2 separate regions of the Homo sapiens genome follow, and region 1 is linked to region 2. A link is a loop called in an ENCODE intact Hi-C map of the cell type or tissue named here. Cell type or tissue: heart left ventricle. All regions are shown on one strand. Each heading gives the region's core, and the rest is flanking DNA. Links, peaks and the distances in the headings are about the cores only. Region 1 has its middle 37 kb from the start of SLC8A1. Region 2 overlaps LINC01794 (long intergenic non-protein coding RNA 1794).

The links. Peaks named below come from ENCODE experiments on the same cell type or tissue, not always from the same donor. Only the 100,000 strongest peaks of a DNase experiment are listed, where the experiment ranks them.
Region 1: it touches region 2 in a loop (4-fold over the local background); 10 of 110 quality-filtered maps call a loop at or near these places.

What each region holds. Positions count from the first base shown.
Region 1 is chr2:40,483,926-40,493,470 of GRCh38, reverse strand. It overlaps a transcript of SLC8A1 not described here. Among named protein-coding and RNA genes, the nearest start is that of SLC8A1, 37 kb to the right of the region's middle. In heart left ventricle, for the core only: a CTCF peak has its summit at 5,273; no DNase peak of the experiment used is centred there; H3K4me3 peaks cover 3,484 bases; H3K27ac peaks cover 3,385 bases.
Region 2 is chr2:40,754,692-40,764,236 of GRCh38, reverse strand. LINC01794 (long intergenic non-protein coding RNA 1794) reads right to left here. Exons shown (of 4, transcript NR_183396.1): 3 at 9,018-9,099. All of the region lies in intron 2 of LOC105374497 (a long non-coding RNA gene), which reads left to right. Among named protein-coding and RNA genes, the nearest start is that of LINC01794, 13 kb to the right of the region's middle. In heart left ventricle, for the core only: a CTCF peak has its summit at 3,985; no DNase peak of the experiment used is centred there; H3K4me3 peaks cover 612 bases; H3K27ac peaks cover 279 bases.

The DNA of each region.
Region 1 (9,545 bases), core at 967-8,966, 270 kb after region 2:
GTGCACAATGTGCAGGTTAGTTACATATGTATAAGTGTGCCATGCTGGTGTGCTGCACACACTAACTCGTCATTTAGCACTAGGTATATCTCCTAAAGCTATCCCTCCCCCCTCCCCCCCACCCCACAACAGTCCCCAGAGAGTGATGTTCCCCTTCCTGTGTCCATGTGTTCTCATTGTTCAATTCCCACCTATGAGTGAGAATATGCGGTGTTTGGTTTTTTGTTCTTCCAATAGTTTACTGAGAATGATGATTTCCAATTCCATCCATGTCCCTACGAAGGACAGGAACTCATCATTTTTTACAGCTGCATAGTATTCCATGGTGTTTATGTGCCACATTTTCTTAATTCAGTCTATTATTGTTGGACATTTGGATTGGTTCCAAGTCTTTGCTATTGTGAATAGTGCCACAATAAACATGAGTGTTCATGTGTCTTTATAGCAGCATGATTTATAGTCCTTTGGGTATATACCCAGTAATGGGATGGCTGGACCAAATGGTATTTCTAGTTCTAGATCCCTGAGGAATGGCCACACTGACTTCCACAATGGTTGAACTAGTTTACAGTCCCACCAAGAGTGTAAAAGTGTTCCTATTTCTCCACATCTTCTCCAGCACCTGTTGTTTCCTGACTTTTTAATGATTGCCATTCTAACTGGTGTGAGATGGTATCTCATTGTGGTTTTGATTTGCATTTCTCTGATGGCCAGTGATGGTGAGCATTTTTTCATGTGTTTTTTGGCTGCATAAATGTCTTCTTTTGAGAAGTGTCTGTTCATGTCCTTTGCCCACTTTTTGATTGGGTTGTTTGTTTTTTTCTTGTAAATTTGTTTGAGTTCATTGTAGATTCTGGATATTAGCCCTTTGTCAGATGAGTAGGTTGCGAAAATTTTCTCCAATTTTGTAGGTTGCCTGTTCACTCTGATGGTAGTTTCTTTTGCTGTGCAGAAGCTCTTTAGTTTAATTAGATCCCATTTGTCAATTTTGGCTTTTGTTGCCATTGCTTTTGGTGTTTTTGACATGAAGTTCTTGCCCGTGCCTATGTCCTGAATGGTAATGCCTAGGTTTTCTTCTAGGGTTTTTATGGTTTTAGGTCTAACATTTAAGTCTTTAATCCATCTTGAGTTAATTTTTGTATAAGGTGTCAGGAAGGGATCCAGTTTCAGCTTTCTAGATATGGCTAGCCAGTTTTCCCAGCACGATTTATAAAATAGGGAATCCTTTCCCCATTGCTTGTTTTTCTCAGGTTTGTCAAAGATCAGATAGTTGTAGATATGTGGCGTTATTTCTGAGGGCTCTGTTCTGTTCCATTGATCTATATCTCTGTTTTGGTACCAGTACCATGCTGTTTTGGTTACTGTAGCCTTGTAGTATAGTTTGAAGTCAGGTAGTGTGATGCCTGCAGCTTTGTTCTTTTGGCTTAGGATTGACTTGGCGATGCGGGCTCTTTTTTGGTTCCATATGAACTTTAAAGTAGTTTTTTCCAATTCTGTGAAGAAAGTCATTGGTAGCTTGATGGGGATGGCATTGAATCTATAAATTACCTTGGCAGTATGGCCATTTTCATGATATTGATTCTTCCTACCCATGAGCATGGAATGTTCTTCCATTTGTTTGTATCCTCTTTTATTTCACTGAGCAGTGGTCTGGGATGCAAGGCTGGTTCAATATATGCAAATCAATAAATGTAATCCAGCATATAAACAGAACCAAAGACAAAAACCACATGGTTCTCTCAATAGATGCAGAAAAGGCCTTTGACAAAATTCAACAACTCTTCATGCTAAAAACTCTCAATAAATTAGGTATTGATGGGACGTATCTCAGTAAGAGCTATCTATTGCAAACCCACAGCCAATATCATACTGAATAGGCAAAAACTGGAAGCATTCCCTTTGAAAACTGGCACAAGACAGGGATGCCTTCTCTCACCACTCCTATTCAACATAGTGTTGGAAGTTCTGGCCAGGGCAATTAGGCAGGAGAAGGAAATAAAGGGTATTCAATTAGGAAAAGAGGAAGTCAAACTGTCCCTGTTTGCAGATGACATGATTGTATATCTAGAAAACCCCATTGTCTCAGCCCAAAATCTCCTTAAGCTGATAAGCAACTTCAGCAAAGTCTCAGGATACAAAATCAATGTACAAAAATCACAAGCATTCTTATACACCAATAACAGACAAACAGAGAACCAAATCATGAGTGAACTCCCATTCACAATTGCTTCAAAGAGAATAAAATACCTAGGAATCCAACTTACAAGGGACGTGAAGGACCTTTTCAAGGAGAACTACAAACCTAAGCTTCTTTGACTATAAAATAAGAGCTTGAATTAGATGACTTCCTAAGGCTTTCACAACTGTTAAATTGTAGATGTAGGAGAGAAACAAGTAATGTTTTCAAATATTGGCCTTTTTATAGAGAGAGAGACACTTTCGTGTTGGTTTTAACATTCTTACGTTAAAGGAATATAAATTCCATAGAAGGTATAGTGAATGGCCGGGTTTTTAAGTTGAGATTTCAGAAAATATTGCTTGTCAATTCTTCATTATTCCTGATTTGCGGATCTTTTTATTTTGTATCTCAGTACGATGCATATGATTCTCTATAATATAATCAGCATCTTTTCCCGTATGTTCCAACTGGATTTCAGTCATTATAAAACTTCACTGCACTTTATAATTTTTGATTCTTTTCACTAGTGTTATTAATACCTTGTGTTCAATATATTTGCCAAGTTGACGTTAGAAGTCTTTCATTTTGAGTTTTATTCTTGGACACCCCTGGTTATCCAAATAGATAGTTGTGAATCCACTACTCCTACCCATCCCCACAAATCATCTAAAAACATTATGATGTTATAGTCAACTTTGTGTCTTCAGCATATATGTAAAATTTTAAATGTATATAAGATTCATTTAGTACCTAAAGGACACTCACTTTTGTTTCCTCGAAACTTATTGAAATACTGGGTTCTTATCAGTCTTAAGTTAATATATTTATACTTATACAAACAAACATAGTTTATGCATTCCATATATTAGTGGAAAAGTTGGAGAAACAATTATAGCCTGTGAAATGAGGACTAAGTGATCTGAAAGCTATATGACAAAATTATTCTGTGCTTATTTCCTTTTGAAATACTAAAGTGTCTGTTTAAAATCCACATCAAAAATCAAAAGTTAAAACAGTAACAAGAAACTTATCTTGCCATGCTTTTTAATGAGTGACATGCTTCAAAGTCAAGTACATTGTATCTGCCCTTATAAATACGTGATTGTATATTCCAAATGATTGATGTTTAGATGATGCATAGCTTCCTTGAAAATAAGTAAGATATCCACGCAATTTCACTAGTTTCATGGTGGAAGAAAATCTTACATATGCTTAATGTCATTGAAATTGTCAGGAGTGTTTTTTGATCGGAGAGGGAAAAGATAGTTTTTGGTGCTTGTTTAACACAGATTTAGTGACACAATGTAAAAATGTTAGCAGTGTATCATCAAGTGAATGTAAGGGGGCTGCCTGTCTTCATATCAGGTTGTAAAATCTGACTAATGGCTTCTTAATAAGGGGACACTGTTTTGGCTTGGGGGGATTTAGAAAAGTGTTTTATTGGCTAAAGTTTGGGGATTGTTCCTGTGGCAGCAAACCTTCTGATCCTTTCCCATGCTCAGAGACTAACCCCAGGGAATGTGGTCAAGAAGCCACTTAATGGTTCTCGATGGAGCTGAAGCCTCAAGGTTAAGTACCAAATCTCTATCAAGGGAGAGAGCTGAGTGGGCCTGTTCTTTTGTCTTCAAGCTTTCTGCTATCTTCTCTCCTTCTCCAACTAAAGTGTTCTAATCCCAAAGTGAAAGTGAAACTCTACTCTACTCCCCTTCTAATAGTATGTCACAGTCCCGTTACACCAGCTGGGAAGAACTGCGTTGGTATCTCTAGTGAGTAACATTGAATGTCAGAAAAGTGAGAACAGACTTTTCGGTGGGTGAAAAGGCACAGACCGTGACCATGGGAAGAAAAGTTCCTTTCTCTTTTTTCTGCCTTGCACCCTGCTTTGTGTGGAGTCTATTTTTGATATTGTACCTCGTCTATATGGCATGTTCACCTTAATACATGTGTTTGCACGTATGCTTTTTGGTTTACGGGGCTCGTGTAATCCCATTTAAGCCTGGCAAAATTTGAGGTAGATTATACCTTTGTTTTACAGATTGTGAAATGGAGCAGACAGACTTGATTATTAATTATGTTTCTCTTATAAATTGCTAGCGATGTGTCACCTTAGGCAGGTTTCTCTTGTTCTGTAAGCTTCACTGTGCTATCTGTAAAACAGAAACTCAGACAGCCTCCTTGGGTTGATGCAACAGTTACATGACAGAATGTTGGTAAAGTAGTTAATGCTGTTCCCGACACAGAATAAGCACTCAATCAATGACAGTTCTTATCGTTAGAGTATGATTGTTGCTATAGTTAGGATTATCTTGTGGGACTCTGAAACAGATATTCTACTTCCAAATCCAACATAATTTCCTCTGTCCCAGGTATGTAGTTTCATGTAGCAGTGTAAGTCTCTCTCTCTGAAGATGGACATCAGTCACAGAGCATTTCATATGCTCTCTTCACTCCTACTGAACTATTTCAATAAAGATATTAAGAATTATAAGACATAAACACAGTCCTGAAAAATCTCAGACAAGCAAAGAAATCAAATTGCATATAATATTAACACGGCACAAAGAAAGAACTCATGTGAATTTAAATAACCTTTAAAATCCAAGACGATTTCAGGTGGGAAGAATTAGGAGATTCGTGGCTTAGTACAAAAATGTCTGTTTTTCTTTTTCTCCCCCCAACTCTTTGGTCACTTAAACACACATGGAGTTGGTTTTGCTCAAAAGCACACTGTCATATGAGACTTCCCTTTTAACAGTTAAAAGGGAACATGTTCATTTTCTCCACGTGCTAAATGGGCTTAAAATACACACATGCGTGCACACACACACACACACACACAAACTAGAAAGTGGGTAGCTTGGGAATCATGTTTCAAGAGGGTCTGCCTGCACATCTGTGAAATAAGATGAGAGAATACGAATGGGCCTGAATCTCCCAAATTCTATGGCACGGTAATTCCCTGTCATTTATAGTCTTTCACTAGCTTCCTTGGTGAGCTAGCAGGAGGGGAGAGGAGGATTATTCATTAAAATCCTTTACTTTTGTTTCAGTCTTTTTTTTTTTTTTCTGTCTACAGAAGGTGTCCCCCTTGTGGTTATAGAAAAAGCTGGACTGGCAGTTTATCTCATCTTGTGAAATTTCACACATGGACAAAGACTTTTAGTATTCTGTCTATCCACCTTTTAGTAGCTCTTGCTTCTAAAAGGGTAAACTTTTACTCAGATACTCATTTCTATCTGAAAGTTAATGCTAAACTCAAAGCCAGATATTCAGTCAGCTGGCTTTAAACTTTTTAACCCCACTTATGATTATTTTTAAAATTCTCTTTCCCTGTGGCTGGTAGTATCGTTTTTCCATGAAGTGGTATCAGAGATTAAATGGTGTTATCTGTCCATGAACAATTTACTTACTGGAGCATGAAAAAGTGATTAAGCATGTGTCTGTTTCAATGCCATGACTGACCATTAAGTTCTCTCAAGTATGCAACCCAGCTTGGCCTTTTCAGCAGCAGTGAGAAAACCAGTCTGAGTGAGCAGGTTCCGCAATGGGCTTCTTTCACTCCTGTTCCCCTCTCTTGGAGTCACAGTGAACACTAAAGTAGTGGGAGTAGACAGTTTTGGTTATTCTTAAGGAAGTATCTTGGTAGAGCTGCTGTTTCTCTGTTGAGTAGGAATTCACTATTTTTCCCCCGACTACTGTGTTAATATATCCAAATATCTTTTCCAAAACTATAGGATTAGTAAAGGTTTTATATGCCACTTTGATAAAATTGCTTTCACAAAAGCAGTTTTTAAGAAGACAGTTAAGAGCTCTGAGACAGTGGTTTCATAAAGGAAATCCAATTAGACTCTGTCTTAATTGTAGAATTTTTAAAAAAGAGAACAAGAGATGTGAAATATTCCTCTCAATCATCTGTCTTCTGTAACATACAATTCTAGAATTGTTAGGAAAAATGCACATTAGATACCAAAAGTGTTAAAATGTCAAATATTAAGGAGAAAAATCTAAGTAATAGTAAATCAGCAAAGTATGGATTTCTACATCTTACCGATTTTACCTCACATGCTACCTCCTCAGGAAGGCCTAACAGTATGATTTTCACCACTGCTGACTTGGTAATCAGGCACATTTCCTATACATACATATTATAGACTGAATAATTGAAAAATGAAGTGGACATTTAAACAATACCAACTTCTGCTCAAAAGGGATTCGATGCAACTTTATTAAAGGCAGTATTACATAAAAACATATTAAGCCCCGGTGTGTGATGTTCCCCGCCCTGTGCCCAAGTGTTCTCATTGTTCAGTTCCCACCTATGAGTGAGACCATGCAGTGTTTGATTTTCTGTCCTTGCAATAGTTTGCTCAGAGTGATGGTTTCCAGCTTCATCCATGTCTCTACAAAGGGGTGGGGGGAGGGGGGAGGGATAGCATTAGGAGATATACCTAATGTAAATGACGAGTTAACAGGTGCAGCACACCAACATGGCACATGTATGCATATGTAACAAACCTGCACATTGTGCACATGTACCCTAGAACTTAAAGTATAATAATAAAAAAAAAAAGAAATTAAAAAAAACATATTAAGATACTACTAATAGGAAACCTCATTAACATGGTGTGGTTAGACATATTTTCCCTTTTTCTACCCATTCTTTCTAACTTGTATTCATTGATATATTATCTGTGTGTTTTAAAAAATGTAACAATTTTAAAAATCAAATACAGAGTGTCATGTTTATAAAACACACTATGGAGTATGAAAATTATTTGTTAGAAAGAGGAATATATCTTATTGCCTAATGGCAGAATTGTGTTTCAGGGTACTTGATCTGATTAAGCATCCAGATCCAAGGGCATGCTGAAATAAGTTCTACTGTGTTTGATATTCATACTGAAGCAGAGGATATCAGTACTCTCTTTCACAGCATATTATTTCTTTTGTATCATAAGTGTATTTTTTCAGAAGACATTAATCATGTATTAGTCTGTTCTCATGCTGCTAATAAAGACATATCAGAGACTAGGTAATTTATAAAGGGAAGAGGTACAGCATAGCTGGGGAGACCTCAGGAAATTTACAATCATGGCAGAAGGCAAAAGGGAAGCAAGGCACCTTTTTCACAAGGCGGCAGGCAGGAGAACTGCTGAGCAAAGGGGGGAAAGCCCCTTATAAAACCATCAGTTCTCATGAGAACTCACTCACTATCACGAGAACAGCATGAAGGTAACTGCTCCCATGTTTCAATTAACTCCCACTGTGTCCTTCCCACAACATGCGGCCATTATGAGAACTACAATTCAAGATGACATTTGAGTGGGGACAAACCAAACCATATCACATCATTTTAATAAGTTTGTATAAGGGCAATTTATGTATCAATTTATTCTTTAAACAAATATTGAGTGTCCAATTTGACCAAATCATATATGGAATTTTCTACACAGTATTTTTTGAGCACTGCCAAAAAAAATGCTACATATAAAATGCCCTCTCTCTTTTGCTAGAAATTCCATGATTGGTGAAGTTTCTTGTTACTAAAGTTGTCTTCTTGAGGATTTCTTTGAAGTGGTAATTACTCTAGAAGGCAAGAGTTTTATCAATGAATAAAATATTTAAGAGTATTCCATTTTTAGTGTGTGTTTTCATCTGATGGGAGAAATCAGAGCAAAATGACCACAATGATTGTTGAAATAAAGATGAATTACAGAAAAGAGGGAAATAACCAGAGTGAGGAAGAACATATCACCTGGCTCATTGCTTAACATCCCCAGACGTTTAAAAGTAACTGGCAGTTGAGCAAGCAAGAGACATAGGGAATAGTCTTAAAAGAATAGCGGAAGGAAAAAGCATGTTGCTTTTATGATTATTTCCATGAGTCCTGCTTGTTCAAATCAGTTATTTTTAAATGCCCACTATTCTTTTACCTAGATATAAACCTGGCCAATAAGTAGGAAAATGTTGTTGTTAGGAGAAGTTCTACAATCGCCTAAGACATTGATGTAGTTCCAATTTAGAAAGCAGAATGTCCGGTTCCATATAATAATCACATTAATTTGATATATAGTTAAACCCTTTTCCCTTGACCCTGTTGAGGTTGTCTGCGGCGTGAAGGTGGAGGGGATGGTTGTTCTCTCCTTGCCTGCCTGCTTCTACTCCTCCTCCTCTATTTTTGCTAATCCAAGCAGATTGAATGTGGCTGGGGAAGGGAAAGAAGCAATAGAAATAAGAAAAGGCCAGCAAGCTCTTATTCTTTAGTATGATGACTTCTTTGAATTTAGCAGATGTCAAACACTTTCTTTTATAAAAATTTTCTTGAATTCTTCAGAGACTTCATCACGTAACATTAAATTAAAAATATAGGATGCAAGCAATGCATATCTCTCTGGCTTCCCCTTCCACCTCCAGCATCCTTCTGCTGAGATTTCATTACACATCAAGTGACCCTCATGTATAGAACCTAACATGACCCTCCACCAGCTCCTCTGTGTTAGTGGTCCACATCTAGTCCAAAAGAAGCACTTATCGCATCCTTGGAATGTGCCTGCAGTTGCTCACTTTAGTCCTAAATGCTGGCCTCAGCCCTCCTTTCCTTATTCCTTGCTAACTCAGCTGATAGTACCAACCCTCACGTTTAACGTTTCCGAAGGTAGGTCAAACACTGTTCCCCATATTCCAGAAGACACATTTCAGCCTCTCAAATTTCAAAGCCCCTCGCGTTAGATTCGGGTGATAGCAACAGGGAGTGCTAAGGGGTGCTATTTATGCGGAATCATCAGGAAAGGCCTCCCTGAAAAGGATACATAAACATAATCTATTGTAAAGATACGAGAAAGCTCACAGCATCCCTGAGAAGAGTGGAGCAGCAGGCTTGGAGCATGGGTAGAAACAAGGACAGGCAGTCAGATCACATCCATCACAGATCCCTGGGTGCTAAAGCTTGCACCACAGTTCCTCTGGCATTGGATAATGCCAGTCCTTCCAAATGGCACTATCATCACTGCAGTTAGCTGGAAATTGGATGTTGCTGCTGCTCCCACTACCACTGTCAACACAGTCTCAAAGGAAAAGCTGTAATACTCATCTGACTAATGATAGTGTGATTGGAATAATATTTTCTCCCAAAGGGACAGCCTGTGAGGGATAATTTCATTTGGATTCATTTTAACACATTTGTTTTAAAATATATAGTCATGTTATATTAGTCACAGTTATACCCTCTCTATGCATTGGAACCTTTTTAACAGAATGATGGTTGAGGTCAGCATTCTCAATAAAGATTTGTATCCATTAGGACTAAGTTCAGCTGCAAATGACAGAAACTCACAATAAATGCTTTCTAAACTAGATAGTGTTCTGT
Region 2 (9,545 bases), core at 694-8,693:
ACATCTGGATTAGTATTTCCTTCTAGAGAGCTAAAATATTCCCATAGTACTTTTCCTGATTATTCCATGTGATATATATTTAGAATTTGCTCTTTGTGATGAAGAGATTTTTATGTTCCAAAATCAACTTTTCTCCAAGGTAGTTTGCTATTGTCCAATATAAACTTTTAAACACACACACACACACACACACGCACACACACAGACACCAATATCCATACTTAAAATATTGTTTAAAGTTTCTGTTACCTTTGCAAAGCAGATTTGGGATTATTTTTACCAGCTATTTCCAACCACCTATTAGAGTACCTAATATGGTTTGGCTGTGTCCCCAACCAAATCTCACCTTGAAGTGTAATAATCCCCACATGTCAAGAGCCGGGCCAGGTAGAGATAAGTGAGTTATGGGGGTAGTTTCCCCATACTGTTCTCGTGGTAGTGAATAAGTCTTACATGATCTGATGCGTTATAAATTAAAGTTCCCCCGCACAAGCTCTCTTGTAAGACATCCCTTGCTCTTCCACCATAATTGTGAGGCCATCCCTGCCATGTGGGACTGTGAATCAATTAGACCTCTTTCCTTTATAAATTACCTAGCCTTGGGTATGTCTTTATTAGCAGCGAGAGAACAGACCGATGCAGTGCCCATGTTAAATTTTCAGGTAAGAAATTTGCAACTGTGGGAAGGTTTCCCAGAATGGTAAAATTAGACACATAACCAGATCACTATTTCCTAACATGGTTACCTTTGGCTATATTTCCCTCAGAAAGGAATCTGTTGAGACCATTTGAGGACATTAAAAGAAGAGATTAAATTTTAGCCAGACACAAGTTTTCTCCAGGAGACATCAAGTTTTATATAGTCCCTTACTGATAATTTATGACAGTTTCCTCCATGATTTAATATCTCCATTCCATGAGACATGGCCTGGTTGCTGAAACCTAAACTACCTTCAATTATCAATGTGTTAGGCCTAGAAACTCCATATGTATATAAACACATGCCCACACACATATGTATATATGTGCATATGTATGCATCTGTTTCTGGAGTTGTAACGTGCTTTCTATATATGTAGTTAGTATATCAGTGATGATGAGATTTAATTTCTGGTTTATCTGAGACTTCATAATAACCAGTAATATTTTACTGACATTCAATTATGCCTTAAAGTGAACTCAGTAGAACTAGTATTTCGGTGAATAAGTCATAGAATCGGGCCCACTTTGAATCTTTACCGCTTACTAGCAGTATTGTAGAGTTAAGAATTTAAGTTACCACTTCAATATGGAGAGAAAATATATCTGCTTCACTTCTGTACCTCATTGACATATAGTAATGAATCAAATTTTAACTTTTTCTCTAATTATATCTTATCCTTTCATTTTTAAGTTTCTTTTGATTTCCAACAATTCCTATTCTGAAAGTATAATTGACAGTTTAAATTTCCAAGTCCTATTAAGGCTGTTTTACCCACACTTTTCCTTTTTAAGACGACATCTTGGAATAAGATGGCATGGATGTCACCATGAGATTGGGGTTAGTGGTTATCTTTGTCTCATGCTGGTCCTTGGGTGGCTCTCCACTGGCTGTGTGGAGGCTGGTATACCCTAAGATGAGGATAGTCTGTTCATATCCACAAGCATCCTACTAGTATGCATTAATGAGTTCTGTCCTCCTGGCCTAGCCACAATCCTATAGCTTTCCCTCGATGACTTATTCTCACTGAGGCCCAAGGAACTTTTCCTGAATCATGACTGCAGGATAAATGAACCTTCTCAGTAGCCCTTAATATTCAAGATCCTTTGCTCCCACAGTGATAGCTACTAGATGTTCAGCTACTTTTTTATACTCTCTTCTAGAAAATGTAGGAATCTGTGGGTTCCTGTAAGGGTATATGGCTACAGTACAGCTTAGGAATGCCTTCCCGTGTTCATTTATTCTTTCTCTGCTCTTTCTCTGTCATCTCCGTATTGGCACATGACAGTGTGCACGACCATTTCTTCCCAGGTGGCCAAATGGTGGACAAGGATAAACTATCCTTGATTTCAGCTTTCTCTCTAAACCTATTCAATAAGCTTTCCTACTCTAAGAACACAGTTTGGAAAGAGGCATTTCAGATACAGAGTCCCATATCTCTGATTTCTTTCATCTTATGTGCTTTGATGGACAGAAAGTGCAAGCTTCACATTTTCTCTTCCTGTCTAGTGTAATATTTACTTCTTTCTAAAGTTTCTTAAAGTATATAATGTCTTATGGGGCAATGAAAGAAACTAGATCTCTTGGGTTAAATTTCCAAGGAACCAGGATCTGATGTGGAAATATGTATGGAAGAGAGTTACTCGGGAGTCCTCTCAGGGAGAAAATTCAACATCTACTACTAACAACAAAAAAAGGAAAGAAGGACATCAAAATAGTAAGAGAAGGAAACTTCCTCAAACTCAAAAAATGCCATCCATAAAACTCAAAAATAAGAAGAGAAGGAAATCAAAATGAGAAGCAAACTTCCTTAAACTATAAAAGGGCATCCATAAATCATATATCTGGCATCATGCTTAATTTGGAAATAGTATGTTCCTCTGAGGTGATGAACAAGTCACGATATCAACTATCTCCAGTTCTAGTGCACAGTGTGCTGCAGATTTAAATTTGTAGGGTAAAACTAAATAAGTAAAATAAAATAAAATGCATCCAGATTAAAAAACAGAAGAAATAAAATGCAGATCCATGTTCCATGTACAGGAAGCACAAGATTTCAATATTGACCCTTACCTCACACCACATTCTATAATTAATTTGCAATGGATCATATAGTACCTGTAAAACATTAAAAATTTTCTAGAAGGAAATATTTGCAGCCTTGTATAGGCAAAGATTTCTAAGGGCACCTAAGAACAAAACATAAAAGAAACTTCGATAAAATGATTATTATCAAAATTAAAATTTTTTCTCCTATAAAAGTCATATTAACAAGTCTGCAATAGAATGGGAAAACTATTATATATATAAAAATATATAAAGCGTTATATCCAGAACATATAAAGAACTCTTACAACTCAATAGGAAAAAGTCTAGTAACTCAAGAACGTTACTATGTCTCACTAGGTCAAGCTCCTCATGACCACAGATTTAAGGAAATGTATAGTTGCTTAAATGTTTATAAGTAAATGTGTTATAGTAATCATTCCACTAATTCTATCTCTTTGCATAAAATTCACAGTTTACAAACCAAATAAAGTAAATTAAAGTTAGTTTTGCAATAACTGAATTATAGAGGATTAAGAATTGTCATTTTTCATTTGGAAGGGAAACTTCAGAATTTAATTTTTTTTTTACATGTCATATATGTGTGCTAGAACAAAAGGAGATCTGGGAGGTGGGAGGTTCTTACTATTTCCATGACTGTGCGTAGGTTAAAATTTAAACCTTTTAATTAAGGCCATGTCTCCTAATGGGCCAGAATTTTACAAGTGTAACAGTTTAAGGGATTTTGAGACAATTTTGCTGAATCCCAAGTAAGTACTGGCTCCATGAGTTTTCCTTCCTGCTCCTGCCATCCTCGACACTACAGGTTTACTGACTCCCCCTTTTTAGGGGAAATATTAATGTACTAAGCCGCTGGTAATTTCAGTGAAATAATACCTTTTTCACAACATATAATTTGGTTAGGCTGATTGAAGTCTTGAAACGCACTGAGTGGCATATGTGCTAAAAGACCAGGGGATGATATGTAGATTGTGATCTCTAGGCAGCTTGCCTTGAATAGCAATGAAAGGAACAGTAATGAGATTCCACGGGTACCTTGATCTGGATCTTGTCTTTTAATGATAGGCCACATTGGTTCTTCTTACTACTTAGCTTAGCCAATGCTAATCCAGTTTGTGGAGACAGTGGGGACAGAACATTTCAGATCTTCGTATGGGCTCTATTCTCTTATTTGTAACATTCTGGGTGGGGGAATATAACATGTAACCACTGGAGGACAGCAGAGAGCCAGGAGCAGATGCAGTGGTGCCTTGCATGGACACATTTGGAGTAGCAGTTGATGCAGTAGTCTGTAGCCAGTTATCACACCCCTGAACCAGGCTCCAACTTAATTGGAGAAAAGAAAAATACTTAAGTGCTATCCATAAAAGAGACTTAGAATGTAGTCCTCTAGCGTATCACGTCATTGGTATAAAATTTTGGATACTAAATGGAACAAGTAATACATAGAAATGGAAATGGTAAATGCTTCAGAATCAAACAAGTATTAATCTATTTAACACGTGTGTGTGTGTGTTTGTGTGTGTGTCTGTGAGATTTTAAACACCACTGCATTCAGACTAGCCAACAAACATTTCTTGAGTGGCTGCTATAAACCATGTACTCAGCTGGAATTTGTAAATAAGAAGATATAATGAAGTTCAGAAAAAGTTTTGAACAGAGAACTGCCATTATAAAAGGAATGTTTAAGGCAAATTCTCAAGGATGTAGAGACATGGCCTATAAATAACTTTAGCCCTAATTTAGACAGGAGTAGTAGAATGTGAAGATGTTATCACAATGCCAGTATTTAACAGAAAATAGGAGAGGTAAAGATAGACAATGAGACCTAATTGGAAAGGATTAAATGAATTGGAAGGTAAAGTATGAGAAGCATATCAAAATCAATACCATAAAATGCATCTAAGACATAAGGAGAGTGAGGCTAGGAAAACAAACAAACTAAAATTTTAAAATTCTGGACTTATTTCTAATGTTATTGGAATAATTAAATACTATTCCAGAAAAATTGAATCAGTAAATTCAAGAGGGCAAAACAAGGGTATATCACTTTTTAAACTAAGAGTGGGAGGAAAGAGAATAAAAGTAAAAGCTGACAACTACGGTTTCACAAGTTTGAAATTGAAAGAAGAGAAATAAGATTGCAAAGGGGGTAACATTTTTAGAAGAGAAAGAGAAAATGTATGAAACTTAGATCCAATCATTGATATGTGTCAAATACTTCAAAAAGTAAATTTTAATTTGTTTTAGAAATAGCAATAGCTAAAACTAAAACCAAAACAGAAACACAAATCATTTTCTGTTTGAAGCCATAAACAACACATTGGAAACTTGTGATAAAAAATCATCCATATAGATTCATATTATAATGAAGATCTTCTAGTACTTTCAATATCTCACTGGACAGAATCCAAAATGAGCCTACATTAAACGGAGTTTTGGGCTGTTACGGTTTACAGTAACAAGAAGAATTTCACTTCCTAATTGTGTTTGGTGAGTTGGATGTAGCCCAAGTAAGAAATGTGTTGGTGGAGTGCCTGTGTTCATTTCATTAGGCTGCTAGGAGATGTTATAAAAATGACATATTACATTTATATACAAGTGTTTTTTCCACAGAGCTCTAAGCACTGTATCTTTCTCTGAAAGTTCTGCATACTTATTAACAAGTACAATACTCTTGAGGGGAGAAGGTTATAGATATTATTTCTCTTTTTTGCTGGCAAGGGTACAAAGAAGCAATGTAATGTGTTCACAGAGACAGAGACAAAGACACAGCAAGACAGTACTTGATTAGCTTAACCTGTATTTATGAGACATAATTAGCGTGCCTAGTATCTGCAGGAAATGTGGCAACTAGATTGAAGAACTACCACATCCACCAATGTGAGCAAGCTATGGGAAGAAAAGATTATGTGCTCACAACTTCTGTAATACAAAACTTTATCAAAGGAAAAATCTTATGAGATCTATGCTGACCAAATAGAGTAAAAAACTGGAGTATTTAAGCAAGCATCATGATATACCAATTTCTATACACACACACGCATACATTATATATATATATAAAGTTCTGGGACACATGTGCAGAACGTGCAGGTTTGTTACATAGGTATACATGTGCCATGGTGGTTTGCTGCACCTATCAACTAGTCATCTACATTAGGTATTTCTCCTAATGCTACTACTCCTCCAGACCTCCATCCCCCAACAGGCATCAGTGTGTGATGTTCCCCTCCCTGTGTCTGTGTGTTCTCATTGGTTCAACTCCCACCTATGAGAACATGCAGTGTTTGGTTTTCTGTTCCTGGATACACCAATCTCTATGCATATCTTTTCCGGACTTTGTAACTAGAAAACATATAATGAAAGTCTAAGGAAGGGTTTGAAAAGGAAACTGGCATGAAAAGAAATAATTGAAGCAAATTCTCATGGATGTAAAGAAACAAACTGTTAATAATTTTAGTTTTAATTTGGACATGGTAGAAGGGTAGGCCTTCTTTGGGTTTAGGTTAACTAGTTTCAGTTATCAAATATGTTTTTAAAATGTATGTGTTGATTTTTTTCCCAGGAGCACAAAGAAGGTAGAAAAAGTTCATAAAATGATTGAATGGATTTGGAAACTCTTATATTCCCATTGTCTACACGTTTAATTATCAGGAAAAAAATATGTGTACAAATTCTGGATTATATTATAGATTTGGGAAAGAAAATCAAATACGAAAAGTAACATTTTATGCTTTTGGCAAACCAACTAGGTATTTAGTGTTTATTGTTTCAAGGTAGCTTCAATAGCGAGAAAGTCTCAGTGTCTTAATTCGCTGAAGTCCAGACATTCAGTAACTCCTTTGCCTAATCAAAATAAGTCAGGATTTATTTCAAGTAATATTTTTCATCAAGCTTTGATGTTCAAGAAAGGGATAGTCAACTTTAGAATAAAATCTACTTTATACTCAGTACTTAAATTTTGTATTACAATACTCAGTCTTTTCTTGGAAATTTCATTAACTTTTCTCTTAAAATCAACTTTCTATACTTTGATCATTCTGTGAGTATTATTCTAGATAAATCTATACCTATTTATTACAGTAACAGAGGCTATGATGATAAGATATGGAACCATCAAATTTTAAACAAAAGCAATGCTTGTGATGTAAAGAAGAGTCTTAAAAATCAAACAGTTAAATGAAACATGGTAACGTGCATGATAGGATATTACACAGCTATTTGGAAAATATGTCTCGCTACATTCTTTATGTAATGGAAGTGAATCTGATATAGTATTTAACAAAAAAGTAATATACATAATAGTGCCTACAATATGATCTAAATATTTATAGAAAAATGCACTAACAAGTTAACTTTTTAAACTGATTGATGAACTTATTGGTGATTTTTATATCTTCATTATAACGTGTGATGCATTTTCAAAAATTTCCAAATGAGCTTGTATTACTTTGTCAGGAAAATATGAAATAAAAGTTTCATATTTACATTAACAAAAAAATCAAACTGAGATATGCAAAAGAAAAATAATGCTGGCCTGGCATGCTGGCTCATGCCCAAAATGCCAGCACTCTGGGAGGCCAAGGCAGGTTGATCACTTTAGGTCAGGAGTTTGAGACAAGCCTGGCCAACATGCCAAAGCCCCATGTCTACTACAAGCACAAAAAATTAGCTGGGCATGGTGGTGCATACCTGTAATCCCAGCTACTCGGGAGGCTGAAGAATGGGGATCACTTGAGCCGAGATTGCACCACTGCAGTCCAGCATGGGTGACAGACTGAGAGAGGCAGGGAAGGAAGGAAGGAATGAAGGGAGGGAGGGAGGGAGGGAGTGGGGGAGGGAGGGAAGCAAGGAAGGAAAGAAAGGGAGGGAGGGGGAAGAAAGAGAGAGAAAGAAAGAAAGGAAAGAAAGAAAGAAAAAAGAAAGAAAGAAAGAAAGAAAGAAAGGAAAGAAAGAAAGAAAAAAGAAAGAAAGAAAAGGAGAAAAGAAAAAAGGAAAGGAAAGGAAAGGAAAGAAAGAGGGAGGAAGGGAGGAAGGAAGGAAGAAGAAAGAACAAGAAAGAAAAAAGAGACAGAGAGAGGGAGGGAGGAAGGAAATAAATCTGTGTTTGAGAACTATGATCTTTTTATCACTAATACCTTGGGATAAAACAAAGAATCATTTTGTGTGTTTCAGTGTTTGATAGTGTTGTGCTTCCAGCTTTAATATAATTCAGTTATGGCTTCCTTAATAGTATCAAACTGTTTTCTAAGTCACTAAAAAAAAAAAAAAAAAAAAAAACAAGTATTTAGTATAAAACGTTATTCAGGATCCAGACCTCCAATAAAACATTTTGAAGCATATATGGCAAATTATATCAATTGTGGCTATTGAAAGAGTGAAGTTGACTGTCATAGTGGCCAAAATCATTGACTCAATAGGCTAATAGTACTATCAAGATCTTCCAAAAAATTCTGCTGTTATAAGTCTCACTCTATTAATGTAGTTTATTTGCTTACTAAATGAATGTACAAATGGGTAAGCAAGATTTAATGCTGATTCTTTAGACCAAAAAAAAAAAAAAAGAGTTCAATTATTTTTCTGGAAGCAAAGCACACACAACCAAACAAATACCAAAAGTAGTCATTCAATTCTATCTTTGCATTAAAAAGGAGCTTTTGAATTTTATGCAATTTGGAAAAAAAAATGTCATATGTTCAGAAGAGAAATCCTCTGTATTCTCTGTTAATGAGAGACATTTTAATCGAAATGTTTTTCATAAAGTTCATCTAAATTAATAATCACAATATATTAAAGTATCCTTAAAGGTGGGAATTACATAGTTTTTAATATTTGATATTAATTAGTGATAACAGGCACTCTTACCTATGAAATCGTTACTGTGAATAAGAAACTACCAAGGGCTACGTGGCTTAATTGATATTCAGATACTCATCTACTTTTAAATGTTTTATAAAATTTCAAAATTTAAAATGTTTCAAAGTTCATCTTTTTGACCAAAAAGTTAAATTATAGAATTTCGTTTTGTGTAGAGATTAGGAAATATGCTATTTAGTCATCAGAAGAATACCATCGGTATGAAATACTTTGTAGTGTTAAGTACTATTTGTTATTAAATATACATTTTCAAAGACACATGTTGATTTATTCTCAGGTGCTCAGACAAGAAGGTAGAAAAAGATAATTTTTAAAATTTGAATGGATTTGGCAACTCCTATTTTTCCCATCAGTCTAAATGCTTACTTACCTTATTCATCCATAAACTGTCTTCATTCAGAAATCCCATGTTAAATACTGTGTTAAGTTCTCAAAATAGCTTCTCCCTGATTCTTCAGGATAAAAGGTATATTGCAGATGTCATCTCCATGGCAGATTTCCTGTCTATTAAACCCATCAAATGAAATCCAAGCAGTGATCACAGCCCTTTGCTCTGGCATAATCTTAAACTCCCCTTTGCAGGTGAAATGGTGGCCTGGAATGCAGTGAAACTGGGTAATAAGCATTGCATGGTCTTTTAGAGGGATATTGAAAGCTGCTCCTTCTATTTTGTATATTGAACTAGTGTTTAGAATTACTCAAATCAGTCTAACTTCTTGTACTTCAGTGTAATGCATACATTTATATAAGCAGCAACACTGGAATTGTCAGAATAATGTTGTCTATTGATCATCGTATTCAAAATGTTCTTCTCTAGGCTGAGAAGTCATTTCATTTTAATTACTATCAATTCAAATTACATCTTTCTTTTTTCCAAGCAACTTTGCTACTTTTATGT